Linked DNA regions of Homo sapiens: region 1 is linked to region 2. A link is an interaction called in ENCODE POLR2A ChIA-PET data of the cell type or tissue named here. Cell type or tissue: PC-3. All regions are shown on one strand. Each heading gives the region's core, and the rest is flanking DNA. Links, peaks and the distances in the headings are about the cores only.

Region 1 (8,631 bases), core at 1,887-6,886, 90 kb before region 2:
AGAGGCAAGAACAAATTCTGCCTAGAGTTTCAGAGGAGCATGGACCTACTGACATCTTGATTTTGGACTTCTAGCCTCTAGGACTGAGAGAATACATTTCTGTTGTTTAAGCCACCCACTTTGTGGTTCTTTGTTATGGCAGCCACAGGCAGCAAATCTACCTGTATTCGGTCTTTCCACCTGAAAGTGAGGGAGAGGGCCCCAGGCTTTTGATGCACTGACTTGATAAGACCAGCTCCTCCCAAGAGGCAAGGCCAACACTCAGAGCCTTCTTGTCCCTGCATGAACCTCAGTGATGCCCAAGGTAGCTCTCCCTACCCTGGACTATTCTGTTCAATGTAACCCCCATTCCTTGGTCCTCCTGTATGCCAGGCCACTGTGGAGGGAGGTGGGGATATCCAGATAATGAAGATGTGACTCTGCCCAAGGAGCTTACAACCTAGGGAGTTTGAAAGCACCAGGCAATTTGCCATAAGAGTGGGCAGAGAGTGCTTCCATTTGGGGGACCTCAGAAGGCTTCATGGAAATGGTGAAATGTGAGCTAGTCCTCAAAAGGTAGGCAGGATTTCAACAGGCAGGGTTGCTAATGATAGCTTAATGCTGATAAATATCTTACTATGTGTGAGACATTGTTCTACATGGTTTCCATATGTTAACACACTAAATCCTCACAACAGCTCTGTGAATAACAGAGTCACGACTATCCCATTTTACAGATTAGGAAACCAAGGCCCAGGGAGGTTAACTGAGGAGCCCAGATCACACAGCTGGCAAGTAGCAGAGTCCACGTCGAAACGCAGGCAGCCTATCTCTTTACCATGTCTCCAACTGGGGCAGAGATGGAGGTATATATCATTCCTGGCAGAGAGAAAAATGTAAGCAACGCTCTGACATGGGGAGAGTCAAGGGCACTTTGGGGAAATGGGTAGTTTTCCAAGGTAGTGGACTTGGGGAAGGAGGCAACAGTAAAGGTAAGAGCATTCCACAAGGAACATTAAGGCTTTGCTCCAGTCTTGGCTTGGTCAATGTCTGGCACAACACAGCAATTAAGACTGTGGGCTTTAAAGAGAGGGGCTGCATCTTTAATGTGATTTTAGATGATATGCTGTATGAGTCAGAATAGCTTAGGTTACGCTGCAGTAAATAAACAACCTGAAAGACTTAATGAATTATAACACCAAGCTTATTTCTTGCTTGTGTTACATAATCACTGTGGCTTAGCTGGGGGCTGTCTCTCCTCTTCACTGACCTCACTCTGGGAACCAGGCTCTGGACAAGAGAGGGCTGGCTGGCCTCACACCAGGAATTAAAATGTTCTAGCCCAGAAGTAATGTGCCATTTAGAAAGGGCCAGAACTGGTCACATGGCCCCACCCAATCACAAAGGAATCAGGAGGTGTCAACCCTCCATGTGCCTGGGAGGCAGAAAGCCAGAAATGTTTGCTGAACAGCACTAATGATGACTACATAGCTAAACCATATTAAATAACAGTGAAGCACGCAGTGAAAAACTGATTCCCTTTTCAATCTCATTTTAGCTTGCAGATTATTTCAAGAGAAATCCTGACTCAGTTCAGTGCTTGTGTATCATCAATACCTTTCTAACATTTGTTAATCTCTCTTGTTCATCAGTTGAATAAAGGTTTCAGATTTAGCTCTTTGAACAGCAACAGTATCCAGCTGGAATTTACTAACATTATTTCCTTTTTTTTTTTTGCTTTTATTTTTACTTTTGCCTAATATGTGTTTCCATTAATAGTAGTATTATAATAAGTTCCCTTTGAGAAAAAATTAATATAAGGAAATCAAACACAATGAAAACCAGAGCGAGCTCTAGAGTCAGAAGGCCGGGGTTCAAATCTTGAGTCCTCTACTTAGTAGTTGCTTGATCTTGGGCTTGTCATTAAACCTCTGAAGCCTCAATTTCTCCATCTGTAAAATGGCAGTAACACGAGTACCCACACCAAAGGTTTGTTAGATGTTACTCAAGCTCTGACCACACCGCCTGACCCATAGTAAGTTCTTGATGTTAGCAATTGTTATTATCTAGCTGGGTGGCCCCGTCCGTCTCTGGCTTCAGAGGATGATCTGTGGCAGGCTGTCTTCCCTGCTTAGGATAGTCAAGGTAGATACAGGTCCTTGAATGCCAGAGTGACTGAACTTTGCAGGCAGGGAGAGGACCCCAGCAAGCCTGGGCAGCCCCCTCCCCTGCCAGGCCCGGTCCCTTCCTGCAGGTGTTGTGCTGAGCCTCTGGCTGACAGCTGTGTTTTCTCTGCTCAGCAAAGGCTTTAACCATAAACAGGAGAAATCGGGTGACCCCTAGTCCCCGGAAAGCCTCACCTCAGGGGCCTGGGTGAGAAAGGGCTCCTTCTGTCTGAGGTAGGGGTGGGCTCTGCATTCCTCAGTTTCAACCATTTGGTCAGATTTCCTCCTGGAATGCAGCTGGAGGGCCCGGCCCCCCGCCAGAAATAGCACAGTGCAGGGTGGCTTTGCTGTGGTCTCCCTGCCTACTTTGGGGAGGGGCTCACTTTCAAGGTCCCTGCTGGTGCTGAGAGGGCTGATGTTCACAGCTGTCTGGATGGGACATGGATGCCCCTCAGAAAGATGGTTAAGCTCTTCTCAGCTTAGTTCTCATTCAGGTATTCGAGAGTCTTACTCTGAACTCCAGCCTACGGAGGCATGGACTTGCATTTAGCAAGAAATGAACATGTTTTAACATGGCCCACAAGGTCTGGCCACTCCCTGCCCACATCTCACCCTGCACTGCTCCCTTCTCCCTGCAGTCCCACTGCCTCCTTGCTGTGTCATCCACAGCAAAGCCTTCTCCTGACACTGGTGCCTGCCTTGACCTCGCCGTGCTTGAGACACTCCTCCTGCCTCTTCACAAGCCCAGGCTCCCCTCATGGCTCAGCCCTCCTGGCTCAGGAAATGCCACCTCTTCAGAGAGGTTGCCCCTGGCCACTCCATCCAAAGTGGCCTCTTCCCATCACTCTCCACTGTATCTGTCATTTTCTTGTTTATTGTCCATTTGTCTATTTATTGTCTCATTTTCCCCCACTAGAATATAAGTTCCATGATGGAAGGAACCATGTCTATTGATATCTGTATTTTCTTTGCTCAACGAAGGGGTTAACCGTGAACATCAGTGATACGGTTAGGCTTTGTGTCCCCACCCAAGTCTCCTCTTGAACTGTAATCCCCATAATCCCCACGTGTCAAGGGAGAGTCCAGGTGGAGGTAACTGGATTATGGTGGGTGGGTCGCGATAGAGTTCTCATGGGATCTGATGGTTTTATAAGGGGCTCTTCCTTTTTTGCTTGGCACTTCTACCTGCTGCTTTGTAAACAAGGTGCTTTGTTTCCCCTTCATCTTCTGCCATTATTGTAAGTTTCTTGAGGCCTTCCCCAGCCATGCTGAACTGATGAGTCAATTAAGCCTCTTTCCTCTGTAAATTACCCAGTCTCAGGCAGTTCTTTATAGCAGTATGAAAACAGAATAATACAATTAGCAATTGGGTGACCGTCAGTCCTCAGAAAGCCTGTTCTGAACTCTGTCCCCCAACTCCTATAGGTACTCAATATATAAATACTCATCACATGAATGAATGAGTGAATAAATGAAAGGAGAATGTTAGAAGAGACCCTGGATAATGTCTACTATAATATTATCTAAATAATAACTACCAATTTCTAAGAGCTTTATCAGTGTCCTATACTGTGCTAAGTGCATTACATACATGATCTCATTTAGTTTTGCAGTAGCAGGCACTGGTTTTCCCAGTTTCCCTTTTTCAGAGGCCCAGAGAGGTTAAGTGACTTGCCAAGGTCACACTGTAAGAAGCAGACTTAGGACTCCAACCCCAAACTAGGTTTGCCTTGTGGCAAAACCCATGCTCTTAACCCTCACCCCAACAGCCACCCGGAGATGGGGTTGACTTGTACTCAAAGGGGTAAGGGAGGTTATCAGGGAAACTTCTCACTGCCTCCTACCATCCCTTCCCAGCCCAGACAGTTGCTGGTACTTTCTGCCCAGTACTACTTCACAGAGTCAGTGTCCAGCTTCCGAACAGCATGGAGGCAGCTCTGAGTCATCCGAATCCCAGTGGCCCCCACAGGTCAGCTCTCAGGCCATGACCCAAGGCCACTCATCCGCTGACTCTTTTACTCCTAGCCTAGCTGGAGGATGTGCCAGGCTCACCAAGGTACAGGGGAAGGGCCCTGAGGTTGAGCTGCGCTGCTCTCAGCCACAAAGAATGCCGCTGACTCACAGCAGTGAGGCAGGCAGACGGTGACTCAGGGGTCACACAGGCACAGCCCCCAGGGAGGAGAAGAGAGGGTCTTGTGGTAGGATGCGGACCAGGCCCCAGTTCATGGCCTGACATGCAGTGAGGGCTCTCTCCATGCCAGCGATTATCATCTTGCTTAATGACTCAGACTGCCTTCCCCTCAGTGGGCCTTGACCTCCCTGCCTGTGCATGGAGCAGATGCAGAGGATGTCCTGTGATGGGATGTCATCTGTGATTAAGGTAATCAAAGCGGGTGAGAACCAGGTGATGCAAAGCTGCGAATACCAATGTGAAGAATCGAGACTGGATTTTCTGGAGGCCAAAGCCCAGACCTGAGAGTTGGGAGTCCTGGGTTCGAGCCCTGCCCTTTACAAGGACTCACTGTATGACCTTGGTAAACATTACCTTGCCTCTCTGAGCCCTGATTCTTGCATCTGTCAAAAGCAAGCTTCTAATGGACAGAGTGTCCTGTCACCAACTTGACTTTGTCTATACTCTGCCCTCTGCTGAGAACGCTCTGGCCACCGTCTCAGCCTCCTGATTCTTCAAGGGTCTGTTTTCAAATGCCACTTCCTCAAAAGAGTCTTGCAGAATCTCCTGTTCAAAATTAATCTCTCACAGATATTAAAATGATGGCATAAATCTACATTTAATGACATAAAAAATGTCCGAAATATATTAAATGAGAAAAAAGCAGGAGACAGAATAAAATGCATTTTAATCTATATATATGTCTATGAATGGAAATGCATAGGAAAAAAAAGGCCTAGAAGAATATATATAAATGTTAACTATGACAATCTCTGAGTCATGGAAATTATGTCGGTCTTTATTTTTCTTAATATTTTTTGAGTGTTTCTAAAATGCATGCAACAAGCATGTTCCTTTTATAAACAAGAGACAATAGAGCTTCTTCCCAATTAAAAACATCATCTCCACTTTTCCTAAACTAAGCCCTGAGTGTTGGTTATGGCTGCGGCCCTAAATTGTTGTGTGTGCTTATATAAGATGCTTCATCTCTCTAGGCCTCATTTTTCTCACCTATAAAATGAAGAAGTCGGCTGGGCATGGTGTGGCTCATGCCTGTAATCTTGGCACTTTTTGGGAGGCTGAGGCTGGTGGATCATCTGAGGTCAGGAGTTCAAGAGTGGCCTGGCCAACGTGGCAAAACCTTGTTTCTACTAAAAATATAAAAATTAGCTGGGTGTGGTGGCGGGCGCCTGTAATCCCAGCTACTTGGGAGGCTGAGGCAGGAGAATCGCTTGAACCTGAGAGATGGAGGTTTCAGTGAGCCGAGATCGTGCCACTGCACTCCAGTCTCAAAAAAAAAAAAAAAAAAAAAAAGTCATACTCTGCAGTCTCTAAATTAATGTTCTTCAATATAACTTTCTGTAATGGTAGAAAATGTCTACGTCTTTGCTACCCAGTTTGGTACCACTAGCTTTTGAAAGGTGGCTATTGTTATTTAGGAATTGAATTAATTTAAATCTAACTAGCCACAGGCAGCTAGTGGCCACCATGTTGATGGAGTAGTTCTAAATTTTCTCCTATCTCCAATGTTTGATTGTGTCACATCTTGTTTATTAAACTATAGTTTAATAAATAACTACTCTTTTCCAAAAGAGTACTCTGTCTTCCACCCTGCAAGAATGTGACTACCCTCAACTGTAGCCACCTGACTCCAGTGGGAGCTGCCCTTTCTTTTGTAAGTGCCACCCTACACCCTGTTGATTGATCATCATTTCAAAAGGAAACCCTCTCCATTCTCCCTTTCCCGTAGACCCTGGCAACCACCAGTCCAGGTTCTGTCTCTATGAATTTACCTATTCCAGATATTTCACACAAATGGAATTGCACAATACACGAACTTTTGCATGTGGCTTCTTTTACTTAGCGTAATGTTTCTGAAGTTCATCTGGGTTGTAGTATATATCAGGACTTCATTTCTTTTTTATGGCTGAATAATATTCCATTGTGTGTATTTACTACAATTTATTCATTTATCCATTGAAAGGACATTTGGGCTGTTTCCACCTTTTGGCTATTGTAAATAATGCTATGAGGAACGTATATTTGAATCCCTGTTTTCAACTTTTTTGGGTATATACCTAGGAGTGGAATTGCTGGGTCATATGGCAATTCTGTGTCTAACTTTGTGAAGTACCGTCAAACTATTTTCCACAGGGGCATTTTACTTTCCCACCAGCCATGTCTAAATTCTCTGATACATTTTAACTTGGACCTAGAGAGTGGCTCTTAGTTCCTTCCTGGTCATGGTGAGGGCTACTTGTCTGGAAGGATGACAATGACGCCCAAAGAAATGTAAAGGTGAAAGGTGGAAAGAGTTCAAGTCATCTCCGAAGCTTGATTCCATCCTGTCTCCTTCCTTGTGGTTACGCGAGTCAGGAAATTCCTCCTTCTTCCCTAAGCTGGCAAGTTGGGTTTCTGTCACCCAAAGAGTTCGGACTGATGCCCGCTCGGTGCTGGGTTCAGAGTCTTGTATTTGAGGGTGCTCTAGGTAGAACCATCTACAATGTCAGCCACCAAATGCCAGCCTGGACCCTGCAACTGAATCACTTTTTGATTCCCTCTGTTCTTCCCCAGGTCCTGAGCCAAGAGCTTCAGACAGAACCCTAAGGAAAACTTGACCCCCGGCAGGTCACCTGAATATGATAGCAAGCCAGAGAGGCTGGTGGCAAAGGCAGGCAGGAGGTGGGTTGGAGGAGGAGAAGAGGGCTGGGGTTCCCCTGAGGACACTGTGGAGCAGGGAAGGGAGCCTGGAGGCCTGGCTGGGGGGAGGAGGAGGAGGAGGAGGATGAGGAGGAGGAGGAGGAGGAAAAGGTGGAAAGAAAAACCCAGTGGAATCGCCGATGTTTAGATGGCCTTTCCCAGGATAATTGAGACAGCTCGTCTGTCCGTGGCCAAACATGAAGGCAACATTTTTTCAGGTTCTGAGAGGAAATAACTCCAATTTCATTTTCTGGCTGGAGGAAAGGAATGAAAAATGATGAAGAAGGGCAGTTTTGGAGACAGAGTCCAGGCCACTCTGACCCCTTAATTCTCTAGAACCTCAAACCTGACATCTGGGCCCATGGGAGCAGAGCCCAGCCAGTTGTTTCTCTAAATAGGACCCAGAGAGCACACTCAGGCACCAGGGAAGTCCTAGATGCAGACAACAGAAAAAAGGCCCAGACTCAGGAGCAGTGTAGTGTTGGGAGGATGAGCACCGGCCACAGGTGTCACCACAGTCTTGACAGGAAAATGGTTTTGTAATCATTTTCTAAACATAGAATGGAAAGATAATCCACTCTTCCCCCTTGCATGGTTAATTGAATTTTTCTCTTTAATTTTTGATGGTTGGAATGCATAAAACATGAGATGTAGTCACTGTGTGTAATGCTGCTGCTGGTTGGTGGGCCACAGACATGGGTTTTCTGGTAAATTCTCCTTCACGTGCTATTGGCTTGCTAGGGCTGCCATAACAAAATACCATAAACTTAGCAAGCGATCTAATTTCTCAGTCCTGGAGGCTAAAAGTTGGAGATCAAGGTGTTGGCAGGGTTGATTCCTTCTAAGGCCATGAGGGAATCTGTTCCGGGCCTCTCCCCCAGCCTCTGGTGGTTTGTTGGCAATCTCTGGTGCTCCCTGGCTTGGAGATGTGTCACGCTAATCTCGCCTTCATCAAAGCTTGGTGTTCTTCTTTTGCACGTCTGCCTGTGTCCAAATTTCCCCTTTTTATAAGAATACCAGTCATATTGGATTAAGGGCCTACCCTAATGACCTCATTTTAACTTGATTATCTCTGTAAAAATCCTATTTCCAGATCAGGTCTACATTCTGACACATTCTGAGGTAGGTGGGGTTTAAACATTTCTTGTTTTTTTATTTTTTTTTTTTTTTGAGGGGTGGGGACATAATTCAACCCATAACATGATATCCATCAAAAAAAGAAAAAGAAAACAGAAGTCCAGGCATGGTGGCTCATGCCTGTGATCCCAGCACTTTGGGAGGCTGAGAGGCAGGCAGATCACTTGAGGCCAGAAGTTTGAGACCAGCCTGGCCAACATGGTTAAACCCCGTCTCTATGAAAAATACAAAAATTAGCCAGGCATGGTGCTGTGCACCTCTAGTCCCAGCTACTCAGGAGGCTGAGGCAGGAGAATTGCTTGAACCCGGGAAGCGGAGGTTGCAGTGAGCAGAGATCATGCCATTGCACTCCAGCCTGGGAGACACAGTGAGACTTTATCTCAAAAAAAAAGAAAAAAGAAAAAGAAAAGTCCTAGCCAGGGCTAGGAAAAAAAAAAAAAAAGAAAGAAAGAAAGAAAAAGGTTTTGGTGTGTGTATTTA
Region 2 (8,631 bases), core at 2,263-7,262:
TTACAGATGGGAAAACTGAGGCTCAGAACATCACACATCTAATAAGACGGCCATCTAACTCCACCAGAAAGACCAGCTGTTTGTGGTGTTTCAGTGGCAGATAGGGGAGGGCCAGGTCTCAGCAAATGGGATTCATTATGCCTAGAAAGTTCTGGACAGCTCTGTGCCTAATTCCTATCGGCACCCAAATAGAGCAAGAAGCTCATCTAGGCTCAAGGGATGCGTATACCCTAAGATTTTTCTTAGTGGTGCTGGTTTTGGCCATAAGAAAGCCCCTGGCTCATGGCTATCAGTGACAGTGCCACAGTTGATCCTGTTTTGATTTACATGGCAAAGCAAAGGTGGTAGGAATAAGTATTTGGGAGCCAAGACCTGGATTTACATCAGGCGTAGATTCAGAATGTCCACCATGTATTAGAGGCAAAGACCGCCAACAGAGACACTGGCTCTGGCCTTTGTAGTTGAGGAACTTTCACACCTTTTTTTTTTTTTTTTGCCTTTCTGGGCCTCAGTTTCTTCTGTGAAATGGGGGTGATGATGCCTAGCCCCCAGCAGCAATGCGAGGATAAATGAGATCATCTGCATGAGGTCTTCAGGTCCCAGCACAGAGTCTGGCACATGATAAGGACTCAAGAAATGGTAGTTGGTGCTTCATTACCATCACTATTATTATTATTATTATTATTATTATTATTATTATTATTTCTGTGTCCCCTTCTGCCTTACAGTGCGGAAACAGGAAATTATAAAAGTGACAGAGCAGCTGATTGAAGCCATAAGCAATGGAGATTTTGAGTCCTACACGTGAGTCAGCTGGGCTCATTCTGCATGTCCTGCCTGGATTGTTGTTCAGGGGGTACCAATGGCTAACTTTGGGGGTCCTTGTCTCCGATCCTCATCCACTCACTTTGCATGTGCTGTGAATCGGGCTGAACTCATATTTCTATTTTGCATCCGGACTTGATGCTTCTATTGAGCTTTCTGTTCGCGACACTGCTCTATATGTCAGTCCTCCTCCTCCTCCCATCCTTCCTCCTCCTCACATCTTGTTCCCTGGGAGGAACTCCAACAAAACTCCCTTGCTTCCCCAAGGAAAGAGGGGGTGGACAGTATCACAGCATGGGCCTCCTCAGGAGATGAGCTGGGAAGGTGGGAAGGGAGGCACGTTCCCTTCATTCCTGCCCAGTAGGCCTGAGTGCTCACCCTAGACTCCCTTGGACCTCTGACCTCAGATGGGCAGGAGCAAGCAGGATCCACAGGGCACGTCCCTTCAGTGAGCAGGCATGAGCAGAAGTAATTCTAAGCAGAATCTGAACTCCTCTGAGAAATAAGGCAGCTTGCACAAAAATAACATAAAATGAGACATCACATACACACCTGGACTTGCCTTTGGAGGGGCAGCTGTGTGTGCATGGGCTGAGCCAGAGCACCCTGTGCTGTTCACTCACACCTTTCCTGGCCTGGCCCAGAAACAGACTTCACTTGGGCCCTCAGCTGGCCCCCGGGAGAGCAAATATTTTGGGCTTAGTCCTCAATATTTTGGCCAGTGCTGACAAGGCCTGGGCCTAGAGACCAGACATAAGCTTTTTGGAGGACAAAGACTGCCAGCCAAGGCAGAGTTATTTTTGCCTGTTGGGTTAAATTGAGTTGGGCATAACCTGGCTGGGGTTTGCTCCTTGGGCAGCCTGTTCCTGATTTCCAATGTGCCCAGAGCTGAAGTTTGCCTCTCAAAGGCTTGGCAGACCAGGTGCATTCTTTTTTTTTTCCCTTTTTTTTTTTTTTTTTTTTTTTGAGACGGAGTCTCACTCTGTCACCCAGACTATAGTGCAGTGGCACGATCTTGGCTCACTGCAACCTCCGTCTCCCGGGTTCAAGTGATTCTCCTGCCTCAGCCTCCTGAGTAGCTGGGATTACAGGTGCACGCCACCACGCCCAGCTAATTTTTGTATTTTTAGTAGAGACGGGGTTTCACCATGTTGGTCAGGCTGGTCTCGAACTCCTGGCCTCATGATCCACCCACCTCAGCCTCCCAAAGTGCTGGGATTACAGGCGTCAGCTACCGAGCCCGCCCGGCCTGCCAGGTGCATTCTAATTGTGGGAGAGTTTTCAGGAGCAGCAGGTGGCAAAGCCCCCTAGAAGGTCACTGGCTCCCTCTGGAAGAACAAGGGGCTTAGAAGATGCATGTGTGGAACTGAGGGTGATGTGTACATATGTGTATGCATGCACTTGTACACATGTGTGCACGTTTAAAACTGTGCACAAGGAGGGTGCGCAGGTGCGTGTGCATGTATATACCTGAGTGTTGCATAAAAGCATGGAAATAGGCTGTTAAGCTGGTCTTGCAACCAGTTCTAGAAAGAATGGACTTGGAATGTATCATGCCAGTGGCTCTGGAAGGACACAGCCAGGGAGTGAAGGAAAGAGAGGTGGCCCCTGTGGTCCCCAAGCTCCTCAGTGGCACTTCTGGGGGTCCTGGGGAACCCCTCCCACCTATGTGATGTCACCTCCTCTGACATCTGCAGCCTGCTCTAGGTTCTGACCCCTTGTCATGACCTCTGGGGTCCAGGATGCCCTGTGTAATCTTGAACATGTTCCTTCATCTCTCTGAGCCTCAGTTTCCCCATATGTACAATGGAGTTGGGGCAGATGGCCTCCAAGTCCCTTCACTCTAGGAGGCAGGAACACCCAGGTGCCTCCAGGGTTGGGGCTTCTTCAGTGGGGGCGCTCAGTCTCCCACATGTCCAGACCCCCACTCTTGGGGGATTCTGGAGCTGGAAGGGTCCTGGGCATCCCGTTTGGTCTGAGCACAGTCCCCCAGCCCCAGGCTTAAGCCATCTGGAGAATTTGGGGTCATGAGTAGAGAAGCAAGTTGTCTGGGGTCACCCAAACAGAAAGGACAGAGCAGGGACAGTGCACCCTGTGAATGCTTTCTCCAGCTCAGACGGTGCTGGGCCTGACACCTTCTCCTGGGTGTCTCCAATTCTACCCTGGGTTGGGAGCTTTGCTTGTCCTGGGACATTTCCTGCCCCTGGCTTCATTGCTATTGTCACAGGGGTCCATGTTATACCACAAAAGATCCCACAGACCTGGAGATGGGAAAGACAGCTTGTTCCCTTCCCCTGCCTGGCTGTCAGGATCTCCGAGAAGACTAAGACCTGGAAGGGAATAACAGCTGAAAATACACAGCCTCCGTCATGCCCTGTGCTTCTCCTCCCAGATATTACCTCATCTAATGCTATTTTTCTCATCTTACAGAAGAGGAAACTGAGGCTCACAGCCAAGGCTGCTGTTAACAATAGGGCACCTTTGTTCAAATTAGAAAACTCGCCCCTTCCAGGTATATACCTGGCTTGATGAGCAGAAGTCACTTTTATGTGAAGGAAAAGGCAGTGTCCCCCATCCCGACCCCACAGGAAGACAAATTAGAAAAAGCCCCCTCTGGATCCACTGCCCTGAACCAGGGAGTACAATTTGGAGAGTAGAGAGCAAGCTGAATTTCCTCCCCACCAGCACCTTTAGTGCACTGCACAGCCCTGTACACTATTCATGGTGCTCTTGCTTAAAGGGATTAAGCCACTTGCTTGGGGTCTCACAGCCATTGGCAGAGCCAGGGCCTGAACCCAGGCTTCCCGGATCTAGATGGCACCAACCAGTCAGTGATATCCCATACTTTATAACTTGCAAGCCCCTGGCCCCTTCCCATCTACTAACTTCAATGATCCTGTGAGGTAGGTGCAATCATTCCTATTTCACAGGCTCACCCTCCAAGGGTCCAATGAGAAGCCGCCCCAGTCCCTCTTCCCTCTGGCTTCTTTCCCCCAGGAAGATGTGCGACCCTGGCATGACAGCCTTCGAACCTGAGGCCCTGGGGAACCTGGTTGAGGGCCTGGACTTCCATCGATTCTATTTTGAAAACCGTGAGCAATTCCTTCTCTCTGTGGTGCCTGTTGTCTGCTCTCGTTCCATGTCCTGCTGGATGGCACAGCAGGGTGACGGGCAGGGCCCCAGGGGCGGCTCAGGAGCCAGCGAAGAGGAAGCTCCCGTGTGGACTGGGGTTGGTACCCTCTTGGTTCCCTCTCCTAACCCTGGCCCATCAACTACCAGCTGCCCCTCCTGTGGTTGAAGATGGGGCAGGCGAGGTCCCAGAGACCAGGGACACACAGGACAAGCCCTCCCAGGCCTCTCCTGCCCATGACCCTGGGAGGGGCCTGGGGAGGGCCTTGATTCCCATATTATAGATAAGGGAGGCTTCCCACTGACACACACACCCGAGTTACAGTCATCTTGATGCCTGGGGCCATCCCAGCTGCCCAGCTGGTCACAAGCTGGCTGGTGGGTTGTTACGCAAGTGCCCTCTGTGGGTGGGCAGTTTGGGAAAGAGGAGGACAGAGAGCTCACACTGCTGTGCCCCTGCCTGTTTGTCTAGGTCTCTGTCCTGCATGTCTGTCCTTCCTGGGCCTCTCCTTTGCAGGAGAGACCTTGGCAGCTTTGCAACCAGGAGCTTCAGGGGGTTGAGGCTGGGGCTGACCCAGGGTGCTTTCTGCCTGTGTCTGTCTTTCCCTAGGCCGGGGGTCAGATAGGGATGAACCAAAACGCACACAGGTTAGAATCATGCAGCTTAGGACAGGGAGGAAGGACCTAAGAAGTGGTATATTCAGGGTCCCCCAAATCAAGGGCGTGTACCACTGAGGCTACACAGTGATTTAGGGTGTATGTGGGCACCACTTAAAACAGCATGGGTTTGCACAGTGAGAGAGCTCTTTCCTTCTTAATTCTCTCTCAATACTCTGGCTCCATCAGGGGGAAAGACTCTGCTGGGTGCTAGCCTGTTTTCAACACCTCTCTGCCACTTTGTAATTTCCCTCTTTATCAAAGAGAAAGCAAATCTCAGGCTCAGATCTCTTTCAGGCAGGAGCATGGTGCAAGGATTATGTAACTTTCTTTCATTTTCACAGGCCTTATTATTAGAACTTTATTCATGATACTGATTGTTCATCAATGACTATGTCAATAAGTTTTCTTTTAAAATAAATCTATAGCCGGGCGCGGTGGCTCACGCATGTAATCCCAGCACTTTGGGAGGCTGAGGCGGGCAGATCACTTGAGGTCAGGAGTTTGAGACCAGCCTGGCCAATGTGGTGAAACCCCATCTCTACTAAAAATACAAAAATTAGATGGCCATGGTGGTGGGTGCCTGTAATCCCAGCTGCTCGGGAGGCTGAGGCTGCAGTGAGCCAAGATCGCACCACTGCAATCCAGCCTGGGCGACAGAGCAAGATTCAATCTCCACAAAAAAAACACAAAAAACAAAAAACCTATAGAAATTAGTAAAGTCAATCAATTCAGGAAAATCCCCCCCCCCCCTTTTTTTTTTTTGACTGAGTCTCACTCTTGCCCAGGCTGGAGTGCAGTGGCACGATCTTGGCTCACTGCAACCTCCGCCTCCTGGGTTCAAGCAATTCTCCTGCCTCAGCCTCCTGAGTAGCTGGGATTACAGGTGCCCGCCAACACACCCGGCTAATTTTTATATTTTTAGTGGAGACGGGGTTTCACCATGTTGACCAGGCTGGTCTCAAGCTCCAGACCTCAGGTGATCTGCCTGCCTCGGCCTCCCAAAGTGCTGGGATTACAGGTGTTAGCCACCAAGCCCACCCCAGGAAATACTTTAATGAAGTACGTACAGTGGCACTTGTGAATGGCAAAAATAACAAAGAAGGTACTTCAGTGACTGAAGTAGGATCTAGTCCAGCTCTTCATCATACAGAGGGGAAACTGAGACTCAGAGAGAAGTGACTTGTCTAAAGGAACCCAGGAAGCCGGTGGCAGAACCTAGACCTGACTCACCCCAGTGCCCTTTCCCTTCCCTGTAGCACCTGCTGTATCTGCACATTAGCAAACCCCACTGGGACTGACACTCCTACCCTGGCTTGCACCCTCTCTGACTGAACTTTGTAGAGTACAGAGGCCAAGGACACCCTCCAAAAAGTTGTGAAGAAGAAAACAACATCTTCCTTTAATAAATCAAATGAATTCTCCAAGGCTAACAAGGAAGATTGAATTCTCGGCCGGGTGCGGTGGCTCACGCCTGTAATCCCAGGACTTTGGGAGGTTGAGGTTGGGAGGATCACCTGAGGTCAGGAGTTCAAGACCAGTCTGGCCAACATGGTGAAACGCCATCTTTACTAAAAATACAAAAATTAGCCAGGTATGGTGGTGCACACCTGTAATCTCAGCTACTTGGGAGGCTGAGGTACGAGAATCACTTGAACCTGGGAGGCACAAGTTTCAGTAAGCTGAGATCATGCCACTGCACTCCAGCCTGGGCAACAGAGCAAGACTCCATCTAAAAAAAATAATAATAATAATAATAACAATTGAATTCTCATGCAAGGAGAGGTAGCTGGACCCCATATGTCCCTATCACCCTGGAGCTCCCTCACTGATCATGGTAGCCACCATCTTACAGTCTGTCCTCTGGGGGCACTGGTCCCCCAGTGTGAACTTACAATCCCCACAAAGCAGGGACCAGGCTAAGGCCCAACTGTAAAGGCTCAGCGATGGCAAAATTGAAATAATCACAGAGAGGAAGCCATGCAGCCCTTGGCCTGCCTCTATGCAGCGGGCCCCATCTTAGTGCTGGCCCCCAGACTCCAGGCTTAAACATCTGCTCACCTCCAAGGCTGAACCCACAAGGGCAGACCCAGAGTAAGTGCTCATTCCCGGCCAAGTTCCACCCTCCAGGGCCCTATTTTTTCCTGTCGGGGACTTGGTTCTCTCCCACCCTATGCACAGGGGTAGATATTGGAAGCCACCTATCTTTTCAAAAGACACCATGTCAGGTGGCTTTTCTTTACAAATGCCTCCTAGGACTCCAGCCCTTGCTGACTGCAGCAAGGCCCAGTGCCCCCAGCAATGCTAAGCTCTGTTTGTCCCTTCTGGGATTGTTCTAGATTGTTCTAATGCAGTCTCACTTGGAAACTGACTTTTTTTTTTTTAATTTTATCTATCCATTGTCTCTCTCTCTCTCTCTCACTTTCTCTCTCTCTCTCTCTCTCTCTCTCTCTCTCCCTACCTACCAGGTTATGAGACTGGCTATTTTTTTGTATTTTTTGTAGAGACTGGGTTTCACCTTTTTGCCCAGGCTGGTCTCAAACTCCTGGGCTCACGCAGTCCACCTGCCTCAGTCTCCTAAACTGTTGGAATTACAGGAGTGAGTCACTGCTCCCGGCCAAAACTGACTTTTAGATTCCACTGCGTTTTTTTCAGGAATTAGCCCAGCTTGGGACGAGTCAGATTGCTTCTCTGGACCTGAGTTTGCATATCTGTGGAATGGATATGTTGGTCTTGTATGCCTCCAGCCCTGAATGCTGTCAGGGACGCTTATAGAGCCCTTCTCAGATTCTATAGTTCGGCTGCTGGGTGACCTCTGACCTCTGAGGTCACTCCCAAGTCTATGACGCTGAAACCCTACATTCTGTATGTCTGAGAGCCCAAATTCAAAGTCTGTTATTCTATGGTGCCTAAGACTTGGTGATTTTAAGTCCTTATTCAAAGCCTGGGTGTAGCGTGCTTCTGATATTAGGGGATGGGTGTTATTGGATATTTTCTGCAATCCTGAAAAAAAAAGACATTTTACATTTTTCAGGAAATAAGTGGCTCACAAACCTGGCTTGGCACCAGGATCAAGTGGTAGGGAAGGAGAAGGGAGATTTTTAATATTAGAGATTCTTGAACTGGGCTCTCTAAGGGTGGGGTTGGGGAAGCTGTGTTTTAAGTCAGCACCTCACATGATTCAGACCTATATTCGGGCTACACAAAGGGAAGGGCTCCTCTCAAGCCCAAGATACAGATCACCACTGTCCAACCCCTCCCTGGGTCATTGTCTTTCTATGCTTTCATTTCCTATCTTGAGGAAAACATCGAGTTTCTAGAATTAATATAATAATAGTCCTGGAGATGCCTCATGTTTCATCTGGTGGAAGCTGGTGTCAGGGACTTTGTCAGCCCCATCATGATTCCAAGAGCTATGCATCTCTCCCTAACGCTGGAAAGTCCCATGACCTCACCCCATGACCACCAATACCATCCTTATCATTTCAAGGTTCTAAGATTCTACAATTTTCATATTCCTCCACGTTTCCACAATTCTGTATATCTACAGTAGAAGTAGATATACAGTAGAAGTAGATATACTTCAGACAGGCCCACGGGCCGTGTCTGAACTGTAGATATGTTTCACTTGGCTTGCATGATGTTTTAAATTTGAATTAGATGCCAATACTAAAAAATGAAGAGTTTTCATATAAAAATTCAGATTTCCAGATTCTCTTGAAAAACGAGGCACGTCAACACTGGTCTCACTCACATGGCAACCACCAGGGAAGCTGTGTGCAGGATGCCCTCTTTAGGTGGGACAAGACATTCTATTCGCCACAGTCCCCATCACTCCCTATCGCCTCCCTGACCCAGAGGCAAAGGGTCAGTTGTCATTTAGCATCTTATACCCAGCTCAGCCCCCGTTGTTTATGTGCCTGCCTGGTACCTGGGGGGATCCGGATTTGAGACTGTGCTCACAGCTCTTCTGGTTCTATGATCCTCTAGGCTTATTCCATGTGGCTAACGGTCATGATT

Evidence for each region. Peaks named below come from ENCODE experiments on the same cell type or tissue, not always from the same donor. Only the 100,000 strongest peaks of a DNase experiment are listed, where the experiment ranks them.
Region 1: POLR2A ChIA-PET joins it to region 2 with 5 read pairs; 5 of 35 experiments call an interaction of 5 or more read pairs at or near these places.

Annotation. Positions count from the first base shown.
Region 1 is chr5:150,312,981-150,321,611 of GRCh38, reverse strand. No RefSeq gene overlaps it. Among named protein-coding and RNA genes, the nearest start is that of ARSI, 14 kb to the right of the region's middle. RefSeq lists enhancers at 4,072-4,366, 3,508-4,707. In PC-3, for the core only: no CTCF peak of the experiment used is centred there; a DNase peak (open chromatin) is centred at 4,221; H3K27ac peaks cover 1,669 bases.
Region 2 is chr5:150,223,478-150,232,108 of GRCh38, reverse strand. It overlaps CAMK2A (calcium/calmodulin dependent protein kinase II alpha), which reads left to right. Exons shown (of 19, transcript NM_015981.4): 16 at 729-804; 17 at 3,823-3,917. Among named protein-coding and RNA genes, the nearest start is that of SLC6A7, 38 kb to the right of the region's middle. RefSeq lists enhancers at 3,572-4,133, 4,134-4,695. In PC-3, for the core only: no CTCF peak of the experiment used is centred there; no DNase peak of the experiment used is centred there.